Regions from separate parts of the Homo sapiens genome. Here all the other regions are linked to region 3. Evidence: chromatin contacts called from ENCODE Hi-C or POLR2A ChIA-PET data. All regions are on one chromosome and are shown on one strand. The core of a region is the stretch at or near the end of the contact, and the rest is flanking DNA. Distances in the headings are between cores, read along the strand shown.

The links. Hi-C counts contacts between places; a loop is a spot of excess contacts on that map. ChIA-PET counts read pairs that join two places held with the same protein, here RNA polymerase II (POLR2A). Pooled maps may share reads with other maps.
Region 1: a loop to region 3 is called in a map of CD8-positive, alpha-beta T cell, with 5 times the contacts of the local background. The contact joins the promoter of PURA here to the promoter of SNHG4 in region 3. A Hi-C loop is called at or near these places in 2 of 168 maps with a recorded cell type or tissue (CD8-positive, alpha-beta T cell and naive thymus-derived CD4-positive, alpha-beta T cell), 1 of 37 single-sample maps with no recorded cell type and 8 of 50 pooled maps. POLR2A ChIA-PET finds 5 or more read pairs at or near these places in 1 of 52 experiments (activated CD8-positive, alpha-beta memory T cell).
Region 2: a loop to region 3 is called in a map of CD8-positive, alpha-beta T cell, with 11 times the contacts of the local background. The contact joins the promoter of CDC25C here to the promoter of SNHG4 in region 3. A Hi-C loop is called at or near these places in 2 of 168 maps with a recorded cell type or tissue (CD4-positive, alpha-beta T cell and CD8-positive, alpha-beta T cell), 8 of 37 single-sample maps with no recorded cell type and 7 of 50 pooled maps.

The regions. Positions count from the first base shown.
Region 1 is chr5:140,112,687-140,116,551 of GRCh38, forward strand. It overlaps PURA (purine rich element binding protein A), which reads left to right and starts at 1,423. Exons shown (of 1, transcript NM_005859.5): 1 at 1,423-3,865. The coding sequence starts at 1,496. The coding sequence ends at 2,464. RefSeq lists silencers at 601-680, 1,051-1,290 and enhancers at 1,871-1,940, 1,953-2,590, 1,971-2,470.
Region 2 is chr5:138,329,688-138,333,447 of GRCh38, forward strand. It overlaps CDC25C (cell division cycle 25C), which reads right to left and starts at 2,117. Exons shown (of 14, transcript NM_001790.5): 1 at 1,908-2,117; 2 at 1,300-1,531. The coding sequence starts at 1,493. It overlaps LOC100128966 (a long non-coding RNA gene), which reads left to right and starts at 2,418. Exons shown (of 4, transcript NR_146628.1): 1 at 2,418-2,498; 2 at 3,746-3,760. RefSeq lists enhancers at 1,275-2,228, 1,940-2,069, 2,080-2,129 and a silencer at 2,180-2,439.
Region 3 is chr5:139,271,965-139,276,017 of GRCh38, forward strand. It overlaps SNHG4 (small nucleolar RNA host gene 4), which reads left to right and starts at 2,137. Exons shown (of 7, transcript NR_182757.1): 1 at 2,137-2,197; 2 at 2,400-2,650. It overlaps LOC124901081 (a long non-coding RNA gene), which reads right to left. Exons shown (of 4, transcript XR_007058956.1): 4 at 1,103-1,690. It also overlaps a transcript of MATR3 not described here. RefSeq lists an enhancer at 1,491-1,840 and a silencer at 2,131-2,210.

The DNA.
Region 1 (3,865 bases), core at 173-2,672, 840 kb after region 3:
TGTCTGCATAAAAACCAGCGACCACTTAATATGTTACTTTTGGGAGTGGGATCTCTCCTTGACACAAGTTTCTGGGAAGAGTAAAAGGGGCAAGCGAACCTGCTTTAATGAATCCCGTAAGGAACTGCGTTTCCCAGGAAATTCCTGACATTTTTAGCTCATGAATTTCCGAAAGCCTGCTTGGTTTTCTCCTCCATTCTGGGTCCTTCCAGAAAGGAAGAAGAGTGGGCTAGGGTCTGAATGCTCACAGGGCCTGGTTCATCCGCAGAGCTGGCCAGCAACTCAGGCTGGGCTCAGCCCTGAGCAGGGTGCCCCCCTTCCCCAAATCTCAGAAGGAGGAGGGGGAGGCGGGCGGGCAGGCAGTCAGTCGTGGTCCCAAGGGGGACTGGCTGCAGGTTTTTGGGTGAGTGTGGAGTTTCTTTTTGATTGTTGCATGTGGGGAAGGGCAGAGTCGACGGGAACAGTCACTGCGGGCACCCTAGCCCTGGTGCGTCTACTGTCCTCTGCTCGGCTCCCCCCATCGGTGAGTGCGCCCGCCCGCCCGACTGTGCGGGGCTGCGGTTGGGGGGAGGGGGGAGCGGGATCATCTGAGGCCAGAGCCACTGCCGTGTGTGCGGGGAGGGGGAGCGGCGGGAGAGAGAGGGGAGGGACAGGCTAGGTGTCTGCTGCTCCACGCCACTGCTGCCGGCGCCCCGACCTCATCCCCAGCAGCCCCCTCTGCAGCTAAGGGTTACCACCGCACCACCTCTCTTCTTTGCCTGCCTCAGCGGCCAAGGCTCTGCGGTAGGAGACAACCCAGCCGGGTGGCGGGTGGGCCTGTCTAGGTTTGGGTTTGGGTCTTGCTGAGGCCCGCATGAGAGGGGGTGGCCGTGACTCGGTGTCCCCTCTTTGCAGGGGGCTCTGCTGCGCCGCGCAGGCCCCTCCTCCTACATCCTCTTTGGGGGGTCACTGGAAAGCAGAGCTTAGGCCCACTCTCTGTGCTTAGTATGGCAGACTCCTTCTCACCCCTAGTCCCCTAACTCCCCAGGCCGAGGCCGCCTAGGGTCTGCCCAACAGCGACAGCCACGGTGGTGGTGGTGGTGGTGGTGGTGGTAGCAGTGGTGGCGGCAGCAGCGGCAGCAGCAGCTGCGACGCTGCGCGTCCTGCTCCCTCTCCCCCACCCAGCCAGGGTTGTAGGGTGAGGGCCGGTGGGTGGGCGCCGCCTGGCGGGCGGGCGGACGGGGGGCTGGCAGCGGGGAGGGGGCGCAGGTCACGTGCCGGCGGGCGGGTGGGCGCGTACAGTAGGGCGCCCTGCTACTGTACTGGGGAGTCAGTGCCCTGTTACCGGGTCTCGTCTGTCTCGTCTCTCCCGCAGATCTCGCGAGAGTGGCTGACTGGCTGTGGGGGTTGCGGCGGCAGCAGGCGGAGCCGGGGAGGGAAAGCAGCGGCGGCTGAGGCGACTGAGGCGGCGGGCGGAGCGGCAGGCGGCGGCGGCGCGGCAGCGGAGCGCAGCATCATGGCGGACCGAGACAGCGGCAGCGAGCAGGGTGGTGCGGCGCTGGGTTCGGGCGGCTCCCTGGGGCACCCCGGCTCGGGCTCAGGCTCCGGCGGGGGCGGTGGTGGCGGCGGGGGCGGCGGCGGCAGTGGCGGCGGCGGCGGCGGGGCCCCAGGGGGGCTGCAGCACGAGACGCAGGAGCTGGCCTCCAAGCGGGTGGACATCCAGAACAAGCGCTTCTACCTGGACGTGAAGCAGAACGCCAAGGGCCGCTTCCTGAAGATCGCCGAGGTGGGCGCGGGCGGCAACAAGAGCCGCCTTACTCTCTCCATGTCAGTGGCCGTGGAGTTCCGCGACTACCTGGGCGACTTCATCGAGCACTACGCGCAGCTGGGCCCCAGCCAGCCGCCGGACCTGGCCCAGGCGCAGGACGAGCCGCGCCGGGCGCTCAAAAGCGAGTTCCTGGTGCGCGAGAACCGCAAGTACTACATGGATCTCAAGGAGAACCAGCGCGGCCGCTTCCTGCGCATCCGCCAGACGGTCAACCGGGGGCCTGGCCTGGGCTCCACGCAGGGCCAGACCATTGCGCTGCCCGCGCAGGGGCTCATCGAGTTCCGTGACGCTCTGGCCAAGCTCATCGACGACTACGGAGTGGAGGAGGAGCCGGCCGAGCTGCCCGAGGGCACCTCCTTGACTGTGGACAACAAGCGCTTCTTCTTCGATGTGGGCTCCAACAAGTACGGCGTGTTTATGCGAGTGAGCGAGGTGAAGCCCACCTATCGCAACTCCATCACCGTGCCCTACAAGGTGTGGGCCAAGTTCGGACACACCTTCTGCAAGTACTCGGAGGAGATGAAGAAGATTCAAGAGAAGCAGAGGGAGAAGCGGGCTGCCTGTGAGCAGCTTCACCAGCAGCAACAGCAGCAGCAGGAGGAGACCGCCGCTGCCACCCTGCTACTGCAGGGTGAGGAAGAAGGGGAAGAAGATTGATCAAACTGAATGAAACCCCCACACACACACACATGCATACACACACACACACAGCCACACACACAGAAAATATACTGTAAAGAAAGAGAGAAAATAAAAAGTTAAAAAGTTAAAAAAAAAAAAAAACCTGTTAACTCCAAGGGAGCACCACCCACAGAACCTCCACCAACTGACAGTTTCTCTTCTTGACTTGCCACCCATCGCTGGATGTTGTCCACTTTATCCACCATATAAAACAGTAAGCAGCTGCTAAAAACAAAAAAAATACAAAAAGTAATAACATTATATGAACTGTGTTTCCTACTTGATTAAAAAATATAAAGAACTGAGTGTTTATTTCCCTAATTAACCAAGAACTTTTGTACACGTTTAAGCTATTATTATTAAAAAGTGTTTGCAAAATGGTCAAGATTATAATATTGCTGAATTATATAAAAGTCCTTTTCATGTTGAGCTAACATTTGACTTTAGCACAAAAAAGAGATATTTTAGAACACGTAAAATAATATTTTTAGTTTTTCTCATTTTGTTACCAAATTTCAAACCTTACATGGAGGTTATTATAGTATATTTGACACCCTATATACCTGTGATTAGAGATGTGTATATATATGAGGGCTAGGCATGCTGTGTGTCTGAGCTTTGTCTAAATGTTATGCAGAAGTTTGTAGAGTTAAAGGTACGTAGGTTTAATTCATGCAAGGTAAACAATAAGTGCTCTCTTTTATACAATATGCATTGCATCTGGACCTTAAACTTATAAAAATGGTCAGTGAAACTTCTGTGAACATGAAGAAATTATTAAAAAAGGCATTTAAATGAAATTTGCTAAGTTGTGATTTTTATGGTTGGAACCAAAGTTATTCAAATAGTAAAAGGAAAAAGAAAGAAAAAGGAGATCTCCCATAATATTTTTCTGCATCTGTTTGCTTTGACTGAGTAGGCGTTTTGTCATTATTGTGTATATGAGATGTACTTGTATCGTTCATAATATATTTTTTTTATTATGTGTAGAAAGATTTTAAAAAACTAACGTGCAGCAATTTCCAGTGAACCTGTACTTGGACATCAGGTAGTGAGTCTATTTGTGGTCACTAGCACTGTCTCCTAAACTTGTAAGAGGTCTGAAGCTATTCTTTGATTTTTGCTAGTGCTATTAACTTATGTAGACCTGTTAAAAAGCAGAGCAACACAATTATAGTTATCCTACTGAGCCATGGATTCTGAGTTTTGTTTTAAAAGTGAAAGCCAAGTTGGTGTATGTAAAGGATTTCCATGTAGCTGTGGTGCTAGTTATTACTGGCTACATTATATGCTAAGTGTATTTGTGTTCCCCAAGTGTACAAGCCTTCTATCAAAAGTATGTTCTATAACTCATATATTCAAGGTGTAGGGTATGAA
Region 2 (3,760 bases), core at 867-3,366, 940 kb before region 3:
ATTATATCCTTAAAAGTCAAAGATCATGTCATCCTCTTCTTTTTTTTTTTTTTTTTTTTTTGCAGTGGAGTCTTGCTCTGTCCCCCCAGCTCAAGTGCAGTGGCACGATCTTGGCTCACTGCAACCTCCGCCTCCCGGGTTCAAGCGATTCTCCTGCCTCAGCCTCCCAAATAGCTGGGATCACAGGCGCCTGCCACCACGCCCAGCTAATTTTTGTATTTGTAGTAGAGATGGGGCTTCACCATGTCAGCCAGGCTGGTCTTAAACTCCTAACCTCAGGTGATCCACCCACCTCGGCCTTCCAAAGTGCTGGGATTACAGGTGTGAGCCACAACGCCTGGCCAAGCCTGTTCATTTGAAACACCCCTTAATGACTATCAGATCATCTGAACAGTGTCCAAATAAATCTAATTGCTTTTGGGAAATATATCAGACTGGGCTGAGAAAAATCTCCCACTACCATAATCTGTACTTTATTTTCTCCTTACCAACATACTGAAACAGATAATTTTTTTTTTTTTAAATGAGGCCCAGAGTTTATTGGCCGAGGGGGATCTTGACTCCACATTCCCGGTCCTGAGCACTATGAACACAGGCTTGATTTCTCCCTGGGGTCCCTAGTTTTTCTCAGGTACTACTTCTCTTTGCTAGTTGAGACATGGTATGATCAGAATTCAAAGTACAACTGCAATAACACTAATATTAATACTAATAAAGTGACCGACTCGTAATGCAGCGGTTTTCAAAGACTTTTCCCAGTTATCACATCATTTGATTCTCACAAGATCCTAGTAAGATAGGAAGCGATTATTATTTCTTTGTCTTTTCTTTTCTTTTTGAGATAGAGTCTCACTCTGTTTCCCAGGCTGAAGTGCAGTGAGGCGATCTTGGCTAACTGCAGCCTCCACCTCCCGGGCTCAAGCAATCCTCCCACCTCAGCCTCCCGAGTTGCTGGGACTATAGGTGCACACCACCACACTCAGCTAACTTTTAATATTTTTTGTAGAGACGGCGTCTTGCCATGTTGCCCAGGCTGGTCTTGAACTCCTAGACTCAGGCGATCCGCCCTCCTTGGCCTCCCAAAGTGCGGAGATTACAGGCATGAGCCACCTCGCCTGGCTGAGATTATTTCTTGTCACAGAAAAGAAGGTGAGACTCAAAAGGGTTACACAGTCAAGGGCAGAGTTGAGACTTAAAGCCTGACCTTTGAGCCGGGATAATTGAAAACAAACCAACAAACAAACCCAACTGTTTGGAAATAGCAAAGGCAATACAGTGTAAAAATAAAAGTATATTTACCCAGACAAAATGCTTAGGTTTGCAGAATCACCAAGAAATTTGCCCACTGGAGTTCTAGGGACATCTGGACAGACGGTAAAGGAAGTGTCTCTCTCCAGGAGCAGGTTTAACATTTTCCTTTGATTAGACCTAAAACTGGGTCCTGAGCCAGAGCTTCCTTCCTCTCTTGTGGATGAGAAGAGTTCCGTAGACATGGTCTTCGAATTCTCACCAGGAGAAAAACAAAACCTAGCTAGGAGGAAAACGTCATCTAAATCGGTACATCACAGTTCCCTCAGCTTTCCTAAACTCCTCCACCCTTTCCAGCCAGGCGAATCAACACTGGAAGAGGGGCAACCCCGAAGGGTGATTCACAGCCTGGCTTAAGGTTAGAACCTGAATTCACCGACGAGAGGCAACCTTAGGACCTTAAAGATGGAATGAAGAGAGGATTTTGACTTGTTCCACGCCACACAGCTCGAGACTCCTGACTAGAAAGAACCCGGGTCTCGTAACTCGCGATAGTCCCCATTCGGCCCTCCCAACCTCTGTCTGTGGGGGCCCGACTGGACCCTAAGGGGGACAATGGGGTCTCCGTGATTCCGTGGCGGAGACGGCTGCGGACTTACCTCAAGCCTGGAGTCTGAGGCTTGCCTACAAGAGGAGAGAAAGTAGATAGGGATCGGACACAGGCGAAGACTTGAGCAGAATGAAAGGAAATCTAGGGGAAAGGAGGTAGTTAACTAGATTGCAGCTCTGCCTTCCGACTGGGTAGGCCAACGTCGGACTCAGAGTCTTCCCTGAGCAGAAGGCCAAAGTTACGGCCTCTGAGCAAGAATATCAACAGCCGCAGGCGTTGACCATTCAAACCTTCCGCCAGCCCAGTAACCTATCCCCGCTCGCCTCTAAGCTGCGTCAGCCAATCTCCGCGCGCGCGCCCAGGGCCTCATGGCCTATCGTTGGGCTCGCAGATCACCTGGGGGCGTGTGCTTGCTCTGGAAATGGTAAGACTTGCCCCGCCCCATAGCCAGAGCAGGATAGTGTTTGGCCCACCAGCGTTAGGCAGGCTGCGGGGTAAGCTCCGCCTCACGGGGAGCCTGGCGCATCATTGGCTCTCCCTCTCACCAATCTCCACACCCTTTCTGTTTTCCTCGTTCCCTCAGCCCCACGAACCCCGGGAGATTTAAACCGCGCCTTACTAGTGATGTCCATTCACTAGGGTAATACTAGGAGAGATTATTTTGGGTGGAGGGTGTTGTAAGCGTTTCATTTTCTTCGCTTCTTTCTCGTGCCGTTTTCGCGGACGTTTTCTTCTAAGTTTTGCTGGCCTTCCACGGGAGATGGAGCGTTTGCTGCCGGCGTGGCAAGTGTTGGGGCGAGACGGGTGTGTGTGTTTATGCTGAGAGGCATTAGCCCCTTCCAAGAGCTTTGTTTGGTGTTTCTTTTAGTGTGCAGCATCTCAGAGACTCTAGCTCACGTGGGTAAAAAGAAATTCCGTTGCAGGGAAAGTGGAGGAATTAAATCATCTTGGTATAATCCTTATCGCAATCCAGAGGACCTCAAAGATTGGTTATTAATGAAAATTTGAACATTGACGAGGTGATATTTATAAATTATTGGCCGGACGCGTTGGCCCACACCTGTAATCCCAGCACTTTGGGAGGCCGAGGCGGGCAGATTACATGAGGTCAGGGGTTCAAAACCAGCCTGGCCAACATGATGAAACCCCGTCTCTACTAAAAATACAAAATTTAGCCGGTTGTGGTGGCACACACCTGTAATCCCAGCTACTTGGGAGGCTGAGGCATGAGAACTGCTTGAACTCGGGAGACAGAGGTTGCGCCACTGCACTCCAGCCTGGGCATTAGAGTGAAACAAACAAAAAGACATTCCTAATGTTAGGGATTTGCTTTTAAATAATCCTGTGCTGGGGGAAGGTATTGATGATACAAGATTGACCCTGACTGTTGAGTGATGGGGGCAGGAGGGTCCATCATATCTGTGCTTCTCAAGGTTTAATTTGCACACTAACCACCTGAGGACCTGCTAAATGCAGATTCTGATTCGGGATGTCTGGGTTGCGGTTGCGGCCCAAGATTCTGCCCTTCTAACAAGCCCCCAGCTGATGGTGAGGTAGCTGGTCCTACGACCATACTTTGCGTGGTAAGGTATTACCCCATACTTCTTACTTCAATGTATATTTGAAAATTTCCATAATAAAAATGTTCAAAATAACCTTGGAAGCTCTTTAAGATGTAGGCTCCAAAAACGATAATTCGATAGGTCTAAAGTGGGGTCATTATCAAGGCCCCCAGGTGCTACCCATGCAGACGGCTTGCAGATCATGCTTTGAGAAACAAAAGTCAAAATGCAACTTGTGTCTGTTGTCAGGATCTTGGTGGTGGTAGTGGCTGAGAGGCACAGTGTAGCCAGCTGGTTTTTATCCTAATACCCTTTTCATCTGCAGAACCTGCTTCCCCAG
Region 3 (4,053 bases), core at 887-3,386:
AGCATCAAGGAGGGAAGCAGGAATGAGAGGAGAGATGGAGGATAAAGAGAAAGGCAGGGAAGAAGCTTGGGGACCTGGTGTCACTTGAGGTCAGCTTTAAGTTATGAGGTCAAACTCAGAGCTAATGGACTTCCCCTAGTCCTTTGCTTTCCATCTAGCTGCATCTTTTTTTCTAGAAATGTTCCCTTTTATTTTTTGTTATTATTCTCAATAATTTTGTCTTTGCAAGAAGAAACAAAAAAGTAGAAAAATAGTTGATATTACAGGTAAAAAAAACATAAATCAACCCATCAAAATTAATTCAGAATTTAAAAGGATGGAAGTCAAAAAGGTTGACTATGAAGGATTTTTAAGTTGGAAACAAAATCTTCATCTAGGTTTTTCTCCAAAGGTCATTGAAAGACCTATAGCCCAAAAAGTTGACCACTTGTTCAACAGGACATGAAAATATGGCTTACCTCACAGCCTTATTTATAATGGCTGGCCTTCCACATAAATCCTGCCTTCTACCTGGACTAATCTGAATCCAGTCATCACCAGATTATTGGTCCCTCTCTCCCCAAAGGTCTGCATAGCTCCCTGTCCTCAGTTACTTCTTGTCTCTTCTCTGAAAGCACACATGCACATTCACACACACACATACACACACACACACACACACACACACACACCCTATCTTTCCTTTTCATGAATCTTCAGGGTAGCTCTGCCCTCTCCACTTTGTGTGTTTGGAAGGAAAGAAAGCGAAATATATGAGATGCCAATGCAATTTCTCCTTTAGCAGAGCTCGGTAGGACAATTACCCACCCAATCTGCCTGGTTTTATAGCTCTCATAACCTTCCTTTATGAACACGCTGTGACAGCCGGATGTGGGCATTGATTATGGCAGCAGTCTTCAGCCACATTCCTATTTAACTGCAAAGCAGAGCTCCTGCCTACCAGCCCAGCACTGGTCATGTGACTTTTTAAATTACTGTATTTATGTAAGCCTTTTCCCAACCAGAGCCTATGTCCAACTGCATCAAAACTGGGGAGGATTTGAGCTTGCCACTTCCCCTCCAGTGGCTCTTTGGCCCTACAGCCTAGGGTCTCTTGCTGGAATCAAACTGGGGCTCTGGGCTTTCTTAGGAGAGGTCTGCAAGAGTTGGGGTGCACAAGAAGCATACCTTTTTCATTATGAAAGAGCTGAGGAAATAGACAATGAAACATGTTGGCAGATGCCAAGGGCAGTGGCTTGGTTCCCAGGGGTTCACCTGGCAATGGTGCCAGGTGCAAGAGATCAGCAAAACTTACAGGATTGGTTGTTGTTGTTGGGGGGCGGGTGTCGGAAAGGAATTTGGGGGAATTAGAGAATGGAGTTGGGAATCACTGCTTGTAGGCCTTCCACTCTGGACCCCAGCAGAATCATATGGACTCTAGCCACTGGGAGAGGGAAGTTTTAGTGTTCCAAAGAAATCCTGGTAGCCTTGCAGGCAGTCTGTCCTGACCAAGGACTCTGCCTGACTGTGCCATGGTGCAGGGCAAGTCTAGCAGAGAAAGCCAGTGTTCTTCAGTTACTGCAGCTCGGCGAAGAATCCCACTGCAGGGCACTAGGGAGGCCGGTCCTGCAGAGGTCAGCAGTAGGAGTGACTGGCTTAATCTATTCGAAAACCTCCTGGAAAGATCCCGAAGACCGTGGACCAAGGTGACCTGCGTGGGTGAGCGATCCATTAGCCGAATGACAGCGCTGCCGCAGAAAGCCAGAAAAAGGATATGCGTGGGAAGCGCAAAAGCGTGGGCTGGGCCTGCAGCAACGGAAAGGCGCCACGCTCGTGAGCGGAACCAGCGTTCCGGGGGCGCTCAGTGTGGGCAGGCAGGAAGCCTGGCTCCACTAGGACACACAGATTCTCTCCTGAGCAGCTGCGAACTATGCGCCCCTTCTACCCTTAAGAGATGGGATGGGAGTCCAACAAACCCAGCCATTGCTCAGACCCCAGCCCTTCTCTCCTCTAAGAAGCAGGTTCACCTCTGCCACCGCACTCGCATTTTTTTTTTTTTTTAAAGCCCGGCCTTTCCTAGGCGGGGTCAAGGGCCCCGCCCACCGAAGCCACGCCCAGTAGCCGCCCCGGGGCGGGGTTCCCCTCGGCTCCCGGCTGCCCTTTCCCCTCCGGCCTCTGCCGGTGCTGCTGCGCCCTGCGGAGCTCCGAACACGTGCGCGTGAGTAAGGACCCAGAGGGGAGAGTCCTTGGAGGTTTCCCAGCCTGGGGAAAGAAGCAGTGCAGGGTGGCTTCTGCCGGGGCACGGGACGAAATTGGGGTTCGTCCCCTCGTGATCCCGAGCTTGGAGGGCATCTGAAAGAGACTTGGGCCTCGGAGTCGTCCCCTGTTTTTCTACCATCCCTCTTCCCTCTTCTCCCTAGGGAGTCCCATAGAGCCTGACTCCGAGAGCCTCGATCTCCCAGGGCCAGAGGCAGGGACTTTGGAAGGTTTGTGAGGAACAAATGTCCGGTGGAACTGAGTCAGCCCCTTTAACCCGAGCCTTGAAAGGGGCAGGCTATTTTTAGATCTGTTTTTAGACCCAGCGAACAATGAACCCTCTCTACTCATTTTCCTGTTCCTCTAAATTATTTGGAGGAAGTCAGGAGTGAAATTTGGGGATGGCTGGAAAAAGGTATGATCTTAGCCTTACATAAATTATAATGGTGACTGTGAGGCCGGGCGCGTGGCTCACGCCTGTAATCTCAGCACTTTGGGAGGCCGAGGCGGGCGGATGACGAGGTCAAGAGAAGAAGACCATCCTGGCCAACATGGTGAAACCCCGTCTCTACTAAAAATACAAAACTTAGCTGGGCGTGGTGTCGCACGCCTGAAGTCGGGAGGCTGAGGCAGGAGAATCGCTTGAACCCGGGAGGCAGAGATTGCAGTGAGCCGAGATAGCACCACTGCATTCCAACCTGGTAACAGAGCAAGACTCCGTCTAAAAAAAAATGGTGACTGTGTAGGAATATTTATTATCATTTGTGCAAACATTTTGGTTATTTTTATTTTTTTTAACGGAGTCTTGCTCTGTTGCCCAGGCTGGAGTGCAGTAGGGCGATCTCGGCTCACTGCAACCTCCGCCTCCTGGGTTCATGCCATTCTCCTGCCTCAGCATCCCGAGTAACAGGGACTACAGGTGCCCGCCACCACGCCCGGCTAATTTTTTTTTTTTTTTTTTTTTTTTTTTTGTATTTTTAGTAGAGACGGGGTTTCACCGTGTTAGCCAGTATGGTCTCGATCTCCTGAACTCGTGATCCGCCAGCCTCAGCCTCCCAAAGTGCTGGGATTACAGGCGTGAGCCACCGCGCCCGGCCTAACATTTTCGTTATTGCTTTTAATCAGTAGTTGAGGTCTTGGCACGACTACTGCCTCCAATTCCCCTCACATCCAATACTGCAGTTATTTTTCCAAGTGCTGTTTTTATTGTCCTTCAGGAAGTATTGGAGGCCCTCCTCTATCCAGTGTTCCCACTGTTCACTGCCCGTTTCTCTCACTGGATAACTTTTCCCTTTTTACTCACTCATATTCACCATCTAAGCCTTTTTTGGAATGTAGCTCCTCAGGTGTTTACTGAGTGCCCACACTATACCAGACATTATCCTGAGGATTAGCTTATATTTCACTTAAGCCTCCCAACCACCCTATTTACAGAGGACTATTAGTAATATCCCCATTCAGCTTGGTGTGCTCGCTCACGCCTGTAGTCCCAGCTACTCAGGAGGCTGAGGTAGGAGAATCACTTGAGCCCAGGAAGTGGAGGCTGCAGTGAGCCATGATTGTGCCACTGCACTCCAGCCTGGGTGGCAGAGAAAGACCCTGTAATATAATACCTCCATTCTACAAATGAGACTGAGGTATAGAGAGGTTTCTCGCCCAGTATCATTTGGCTAGACACTGGTTAGGGGATAGAGCCAGGCTCCCTGATATTTGTTTAATCGACTCTTTTGCTACTATTGAACTGCTGTGGTGTATAAGTAACAAGAGATGAAAACAAAGCTAAACAAGGATAAGCTATTGGTTTTATTGTCTGCTATT